Linked DNA regions of Homo sapiens: region 2 is linked to region 1. Evidence: chromatin loops called from intact Hi-C (ENCODE). Cell type or tissue: heart right ventricle. All regions are shown on one strand. Each heading gives the region's core, and the rest is flanking DNA. Links, peaks and the distances in the headings are about the cores only. Region 1 overlaps TMCC1 (transmembrane and coiled-coil domain family 1). Region 2 has its middle 27 kb from the start of H1-10.

Region 1 (4,390 bases), core at 127-4,126:
CATGGTAAGCACAAACTCAGATTCTAGAACTTTATTCACTACATTCATTAATGTAAGAAAGCCATCTCCATGTGCAAAATCAAAACAATAAGAAACAAAGCATCTTTATTGCTCTACCATAAAACTGACCCTCAAATATACAGAAAGAATACATGAAATATACTTAAGGTTTTAACGAAAGGATAAAATAAAATATAGCACTATGTTAGGAAGGAAATAGGAATATAATTCTAAGCATTCATTCATTAGCTATAATTATTATTTACCCATTTGAAAAGGGGAAAAATTCTTTTACCACAACTTTAAGGTATTTGCTGAGATATCTTTTTAGTTACCAAAGGAAAGTCTGGAGAGTCCTAGGTATGAAAAACAGTAAGTTAACAGAAAAACAAAATCTTACAAACTTACCCGCTCCGCAGTTCCCTCCTCTCCTGGTAGACATGCAGCAGCAGCAGCAGCAGCAGCACAAGCTATTTCCATCATAGCAGAGCTGGTAGGTGCATCAGTTGTGGATGAAGACCTGGGTCGGCCTGACTGCATAACAGCTGTCATCTCCTGACCAGACTTCCTGTTGATTTGGGGACTTCCCTTTGGGGCCTCTGGCTTGCCCCGCCTACTATGCAAGCTTGTCCCTCTCTTCATCTTGGGTGGCACTCGAATCTGCTGCAGGACACGATTCAGAGCTGTGGGGTGGGTGGGGACACCATCAATCTCAGCACATGCGTTCTGGCTTTCCAGATCCATTTCAGGTTCTGGATCTGCCTGAATTTGCTGCACATCATGTGGAGACACTGATGACCTCCTGCGCTGGTGCTGGAAGAGATGCTTCAAGCCTTGGCCAATCACGTTAATGTTCTCCAAAGCATTGTGGGTCATTTTAGACAATTTTTGTTCTGATTCTGTCTGCTTTCTGGCCTCTGCATCTTGGGATTTGCCTCCAGGATCAGGGTCCTCAAATAACTGTTCACTGCCCGAAGGCTCCATCAGTAGACTTAATATGCTTATTTGCAAACTCAAAAAAATTTTTTAAACACACCAAGAGTGTCAAATTAGGTAGGCATTTGCTTCAACAGTGACTACGCATGCAGCTGTGAGACGAAGGCTTCATGCCTATCTAATGTTAAAAACAAAAAAACAAAAAAACAAAAAAAAAACCTTATATTATAAATCCATGCAGAAACTCCAGTGTTAAAACAAAGAAAAACATGCTACTGGCCAAACAAATAGGCACTATCATTAAGCAATCTTTAATCAGAAGATTAAAAGACAGTTTTCTAGATAGTGGGTAATGATTATTTTTTAGAATGAGAGAAAAAGCCCAGAACAAGTCCATAGGAAATTAAAACAGCAATGTTCAAAAGCAAAAATCCCTACAAGATTCAATATATACAGAATTAGATATTAGAGGAGCCATCTTGGAATGGACACTATAATGGTAGTTGACAGAACAGCCATTGCTTGGGAAATCAAGAGAAGAGACCATCCAATAGGTTTACTCTAGCTGAGGCAATTTAATCCCTCTCATTCATAACCACAGTTAATTATTCACAGGCTGAAACTCAGTATAATCAAAGAACAACAGTGAGAAATGGATATCCCAATCTAACTATATGTGGATTTTAATGGAAAAGTGTGTTACCATTCATATTCATCAAGTTCACTGGTAACTAGAGATGACAGGTTTGCTCTTTTGAGAAGAGAATGGAAATAAAAATCCTGTAAGTTGAATTCTCTGCTGAAGCACAAATGACCTTTCTGGCACCATATGAGTGAATGGTTCAGACAGAATCAGAATCAGAGACTAGAGCTTTGCTCAGTACCAGCTATCAAGAAAGGAGATTCAAAGAAATCCCTTTCTCTATAGTGTCATCCCTGACAGAAGCTTCCCATATATCCATACAAACTCAAAAGCAAAGTAACTGGGTAGGATAGAAAAGTAGAGAAAAAGAAAGGTCAAACAGCAAACATATACCAGTATTAAATGCAAGAAATTAAAAGGAAGCTGAAACTAAGAGATGTAAAATCAACGCAACTGCCATGGTTACTAAAATCACATGCAAAAAAAAAAAAAAAAAAAAAGGGAGGGGGGGATGGGAGATGATGAGATTTTTCCTAATAGAAAGTGTTTATTTTTGTACTGTATTTGTGCAAATATATAAGACAAAATTATATACATGCACAGAAGCTGCTACAGAATGCAAAATATGATGTAGGAGGTTATTTCCATATTTTTCTTTAAATTTTTGTTTAAAGGACTTTAAAACTCCCTACACTACCAAGTACTTCAACAATTTAAGCCACTACCAATGAAGCACCATGGTGCTCCTGTTCTGGGAATATGTGGACTTGCTGCCACCAAGTGGCAATCTAGAAAGCCATAAATTAGCTGAATAAAAGAGTTCCCTGTGAACTCAAGGCTACTAGAGTTTAGTGGAACAGGAATGCAAACTCACTAAAGTTTTGTTCCTGATGACTACTCTCAGAAGACTTTTTTCAAATATTTTATGGGCACTGTCATTGTGGCTCCACTGTCCATATTCTTTCATGCCTGTGATTCCATTACCTAATCTCTTCATAACAGAGGAGCATAAACAGGGAGACAGGGATAAAGACATTTGTCTCTCTCTAGTACCTTCCTACTTTCTAAATGCCACAAAATTGTTTGTTCCTAAATTAGGCAAATGAATAACAACCATGAGAATGGAAGTTTCATTGCCTTTCACCCAAATTCTTTGTGGCTCCACTGAAATCTAGCCATCCCACTATGGCCTGTTACCCTTTTCCTGATTGTGCATTGGTTTTGTTCATATCTTTCCCTTTGGGAGAACCAAGAAAGAAACCCTTGCCCTTATTAGATCAATGACTGTCTTGGCCTCTGGTGTGGTTTTCTGGTGCTCCTTGTGGGCAAAAATTTTGCCAATAGTTTATATATTTAATTATCCCCTTCTAACCAAATATGAAATAAACACATAATACAATGTTACTCTGATTTTTAAAAAAAATAGTAATTATCTCACCATTCCTCATGAGTTTGTCTTGCTGGCTAATAGTTACTGAAAGAATTGAGTTTCTCAGAGGAAAAGGGCTAATGTAACCAAAATAATCCCCTATCAGTGTGTATCAACTCATCTCTTCTTGCACTGGGCTATTTAGATCCTGAGAAGATGGGAGGGTGTGAAAGCAGCAGAACAGTACTGAAAAAGTAGTTTACTTTTTCCTCTATTTGCACATTATTAGCTAATACAACTGATTTTTGTTGTTGTTGTTGGAAGTAAAATGTATAAAATATGTTTATCCCATGAGATTAAAAGACAGCAAGAATAAAGGAATGATGTCAAGGTTAGCTGAGGATCATTCTACTTGTCTCATATGCAAAGGTACTAGGAATTTATTACTCAGCAAATCTACTTATTTGGGCACTATTATAAACTAATCAACTGGTCATCTGGTTGCTGCCTATTTAAAAAATAGAGAATGTGGTACATTTTGAATATCAGTAAATTCATTTGAGATTTCACAAGCATTTGTAAAACAATTTATTTTTGTTTTTGTTTTTTTGAGACGGAGTCTTGCTCTTTCACCCAGGCTGGAGCGCAGTGGCACAATCTCAGCTCACTGCAGCCTCTGCCTCCTGGGTTCAGGCAATTCTCCTGCCTCAGCCTCCAGAGTAGCTAGGATTACAGGCACGTGCCACCATGCACAGCTAATTTTTGTATTTTTAGAGAGATACGGTTTCACCATGTTGGCCAGGCTGGTCTCAAATTCCTGACCTCAAGTGATCCAACCGCCTCAGCCTCCCAAAGTGCTGAGATTACAGGTGTGAGCCACTGCACCCGGCCAAATCATTTATTTTCAAATAATTCAAAATGATGATTGATTACAAGGAAATGTTAGCATTTCCTGGGAAAAGCTGGGAGTAAGGTGTTAATTTCCATGCCAAGACTATCTTCGCAGCTACGAAGAATAAGCAACAAAACAGTAATAAATTATCGGATTTTCAAAGGCAAAACTTACCTTAATCATACCAGCACATAGCCTCACTTAGCATGCAGCCCTAAAGAAACCTAAATTGAGCTTTAAACATCAAGTTTTAAGGTAATAATTTTGAAAAACAATCTACTGTACTGATTATAAAACGTAATATGGTACTTACACTTGTAGCTATCATCTGCATAATAGCAGCACTAAGAAACTAGTTAAGGTTTTGAAGGCTACTAAAATTTTCTGTAGGCCAATAGAAAATCTTTAAGGCCACCAAAGTCAAATGCTGTGGCAAAAATACCAACAATAGTGATGTTGCAATAATTAACTCTATAAAATTGCTGACAGTAAGAATGCAAGCACAAAAGAAATTCAATAGTCTCAAAGTTGTACAGGGACACCCTTCTTT
Region 2 (4,390 bases), core at 235-4,234, 490 kb before region 1:
CCTGTCCCTGTGGGGGCAGCACTGCCTGAAGGGAGGTGGCCACAGCAGCCCACAGGGGCCCAGGGCTGACGAGCTCTGCCTTGGGTGCCAAGGCTGGGCAGGGCCTGTGCCCTTGGGAGTCCTGTTTGAGACCCACCTCCACCACATGGCCCTGCCCTCGTCTTATTTGCCTGGACAGCAAGGCCTGCAGAAGCTTATTTGCTCATCCAATTTAGGGATCCTGAGCTCCCTACTGGGCAAGGCTGGTGGGTTCACAGCTGCCCCTGATGGTTTCCTCGGCAACCTCAAATCAGATTCTGCTCCTTAGTTGCCAGCATCTATTACTAAAGAAGGTGGGGGCAGAAAGCATGGGGGTGTCATGGTGACAGAGGTAAGGAGAACACAGAGTTTTCTACTTCTGGTGATGGTAGCGGTGGCCGCCACCTGACCCAGGGCACCATCTCTTCCTCCTGTCTGTCCGCTGCTTCCTCTGCCCTGCTACCTCCCATTTCCTCCCCGCTGAGGTCACTGCAGTCCTCTCTCCACTTTTCCAAGATAGACGCAGCTTGCTGCTCTCCTGAGGCCCCCACTAAGCCTGTGGCTTCTGATCCCTGCTGACCTCTTGGACTTTATTTCCCTGGTCCCCTCCCCCACCTCCTTTCTGTTTGTTCCAGCCCCTTCCCTAACTTCCTCTCCCCCAGCTCTTACTCTGCCATTCCTAATCCCCCCATCCTGATTCCTCTTTTAGGTTTTCTCTGGCTAAATTATCTTTTTTTTTTTTTTTTTTTTTGAGATGGAATCTCATTCTGTCCCCCAGGCTGAAGTGCAGTGGTGCAATATCAGCTCACTGCAAACTCCACCTCCTGGGCTCAAGCCATTCTCTTGCCTCAGCCTCCCAAGTAGCTGGGAATACAGGCATGCACCACCATGCCGGGCTAATTTTTGTATTTTTGGTAGAGACAGGATTTCACCATACGGGCCAGGCTGGACTCAAACTCCTGACCTCAGGTGATTCGCCCGCCTCTGACCTCAGGTGATTTGCCCGCCTCTGCCTCCCAAAGTGTTGGGATTACAGGCGTGAGCCACCATGCCCAGCCAATTATCTTTTATATACTTGCTAATATCTGTCTCCTTTCCCCCCCGACCTTGTTTTGTGCTACACAGAATGATGAAAATCTAGAAACAGGAATCTCACTCCCAGCCTAGCCAGGACTCAGGTTTTGTGAAGCGGGCTGGGGCAGGAGGAAAAGCAAGCCCCACCAAACCAACACCTAGTCTAGAGCCTGACTTAAGTGCCACTCAAAACACGTTTCCTCCCTTTACTTTCCTGTAGCCCGATTCTTCCTGAAAAAGGTGGCCCCTGAGAACCATCTGAAAGTATCATGGGGTGGAGGGGCAAGGGTCCTGAGAGCTAGTCTTGCCATCTCTTGTCCCCAGTTTTCTTGAAGAAGCTGAGCTCCAGAAAAGAGGCAGGGCCCGTGGGGCATTTGGATTACGCTCCAAGTCTAATTCCCAATCCAGCGATCCTGCTCCTAGAGGCTCCCTTCATCTGTCCACTTGGACAAGTGAGGGGCGGGTCGCCCCACAACCCCTGCCTGGCCACAGAAGAAAACCGTCAGAAGGCTGTCTGTGGGGCCCCAGAACCATGTGGAAATGGCCTAAGGAGCTGGAGCCCTTTAGCCTCAAGAAGAGCGTGGGGGACCCAGCACCCTTCTGAAACCTAAACCACATTCTGGCCTAAGCCATTTTGCACTGTCTGTACCCTAGAAGGTTGTGAAGGCCTCTAAGTGGGTCCTCCTGTTTCCCCGTGTTCTGAGGCCCAGGGCTTTCTCAGAGCCTCTGTGGGTCCCACCCCTGCACCCATCACATGGTGTCTGGGTCCCGCCTGCCAGGCTCACATCCCCCCCCCACCACCTTGCTGTCCTATTTCCTTCCCTAGGACAGCCCACTGGGCATTGCCGTTCCCTCTCTTAGAAGACTTTCACAGGCCCTGCCCGTCCCTTTTGTCAGTCTAGTTAATGTCACCTCCTCAGAGAAACCCTCCCTGAGCACCCCATCTGCAGTAGGGTCACCCCCGTCTTCCACCCTCACTTTTCCTGGTGTTTCCTTCCTAGCCCCTGTCCCTATTGGGAATTTTCTGTGCTGATAGACTAGTCTCTCTCGCCCACTGGGGGCCAGCGTGTCTGTCTTGTCTGTCCCAGAACATCAAATGATTATTTGTTGGTATAAATGAAACAGGAAGGTCCCTGAGGTACTGGGATTGGGAGCCCTTCACCCCAGGTGAGAAAGGAGCCTTGAGGAAGGGGAGAGGACCCGAGTTCGTGGCCTCTCCCATTCTGAGGGTCAGCCCCGAGCAGGGCGGGCCGCTGCGTCTTGGAGTTCCTGTTGCCTGTGCCCTTGATGGGTGGCCTGCAGGGGAGGCAGCCGCACTGGGTTGGCTGTGATCCTGGGACAGCCGCAGTCCTGGGGCAGCCGCGTTCGGGCAGGCGGCACTTAGGAAAGACAAACTCTAAAACCCAGGGGTCCAAAGGACCCATGGGAAGGACAGGTGGCTCAGGGGAGTGACCTCGCTGCTTGGCCAGCGCTTTGAGGCCCCGGGGACCCAACGGAGAGGGCCCGGGTGAGGCATCTGGAGGCGCTGAGCGGGACCAGGAGCTGCGGGACCTGCAGAGGGCGCCCGCCCGTGTGGGCGCAGCAGCGCCTGGAGGGAGACGGCCCCGGCCGCCCGCAGGGGTCAGGCTCTGCTGCAGGTGGGGGTGGGGGGTCCCTGTCTCGGCCTCCCAGCCCAGGCTGGGTCTCTTTGCCCAGGTTGGGCGGGGCCGATGGCCGTTGGAAGCCCCGTCTCCACGGAGACCCGAGGCCGCCAGACCGCCTGTCAGGGGCTGCCCTGGAGCCTGGCACCTTACCCTTGCACCCTGTCTGCCCCTCGGGGGCCATGCTGTCCACGCTGACCCTGACTCGAGACATTGGGATGCCTGTCCACGCCTCCACTCCTGGGCCACTTCCCCGTGGGGTGAGCAGAAGGGCAGGGCGGGGTGGGAATCTGTTGTACCCAGGGAAAGGAATTGCCCCCAGGCCCGGAGAGTTTGAAGCCTGGGGTACTGTCACCAACAGCCCAGGACCCTCGCAGCTGGGCCTGCCCTAGAGTCTTCCTGCAGCAGGGCTGTCCTCCGGAGGGGCTGTGAATGTTTCCCGGGGGTGGGGCTGAAGCCAGAGCCCAGAGGTTTGCCCCTGGGGCAGGGATCCTCCAGGTCACTCGCCCCCGCCCCCTACGGGCTGCAGTGAAGGAGGCTCTGAGGGGAGGATGGCCGGCTCCTCCCCTGCAAGGACAGGGGCTCCTGGGAAGGCATTCCTGCTCTGGGGACTGCCTCCCTCCCCCACATCACAGCCAGCCACCACAGAATCTTGGCCAAGCTGACCACTCTTATCTGTGATCTCTGCCAGGGAGGCTGAAAGAACATCCAGCCCTACCCGTGGTCCCTTCCCACCTCAGGCTATATGACTCCCCACCTATTTCTTCACTTCCACTGGAAACACTGGTAAAACAATTCCTCACCCTCGACTCCAGGGAGCGGCCCCCACTAAACCAGCTGATGTGGGACCCCTGGGTCAATTGCTGGCCAGGAGACGCTGCTGACACCAGAGACCCTGGGCACCTGGGCCCCCTACAACCCTGGTCATGGTGGCCATGGGATGCCAGGCAGCACACATCTCGGAATCAGTATTTCCCCCACCCTACAAAAAATAAGTATCTGATTATCCCATGGCCACCTACGTAATCCTGGGGTACAGGAAAAGTGCAGAGGAGGAAGGGCTCCGTCATTTAAGCACAGTTCCTTCCTTCTGGGTGTCCCTCCTGCTCTTCCCCATCCGACAAAGTCCATCTTCCTTGTGGAACCAAAGACAGCTCAAAGGGAGCCGGCTGTTCACACTTTTAAGTTTTGGCTGCCCAAGGAGAGTCAGAAGTCAGGGCAGAAAGCCACAATTCCTGCCCCAGAACTCTCCCTGGGCCAGGTGTATCAGTGCCCTGTGATGGACGTATGGAACCTCCATGTCATTCTCTATTCCATGGTGGCCGGGGCCCTGACCTTCTACTCAGGGAACCTGGTGGACCTGAGGAAAAAAATTATCACAGGACAATACTATTCCCCACCATTTTTTCCCTCTTCAAATTGAAAGATTTATTAAAAAGTACTTAATGCTAAACGTTAGGGAGCGATCCCTACTGGAACAACTGATGAGGGGCCCGTGGGTGAACAGTGGCCAGAGATCTCATTGATATCGTACAAAGAGCCACTCCTGGACCACCCGAACTCCAACAACTCAGCTCACGGTGGCCATGGGATTCAAGGCTGAGAACATCTCAGTGCCAAAAAAAAAAAAAAACATTCAACTATCCCATGGCCACCTA

Evidence for each region. Hi-C counts contacts between places; a loop is a spot of excess contacts. Peaks named below come from ENCODE experiments on the same cell type or tissue, not always from the same donor. Only the 100,000 strongest peaks of a DNase experiment are listed, where the experiment ranks them.
Region 2: it touches region 1 in a loop (7-fold over the local background); 2 of 110 quality-filtered maps call a loop at or near these places.

What each region holds. Positions count from the first base shown.
Region 1 is chr3:129,827,395-129,831,784 of GRCh38, forward strand. TMCC1 (transmembrane and coiled-coil domain family 1) reads right to left here. Exons shown (of 7, transcript NM_001017395.5): 4 at 409-1,114. The coding sequence starts at 984. Among named protein-coding and RNA genes, the nearest start is that of TMCC1, 64 kb to the right of the region's middle. In heart right ventricle, for the core only: a CTCF peak has its summit at 2,358 (motif pointing left); DNase peaks (open chromatin) are centred at 620 and 2,345.
Region 2 is chr3:129,341,441-129,345,830 of GRCh38, forward strand. It overlaps the pseudogene MARK2P19. Among named protein-coding and RNA genes, the nearest start is that of H1-10, 27 kb to the left of the region's middle. RefSeq lists an enhancer at 2,958-3,785. In heart right ventricle, for the core only: CTCF peaks have their summits at 2,638 (motif pointing right) and 2,844; no DNase peak of the experiment used is centred there; H3K4me3 peaks cover 937 bases.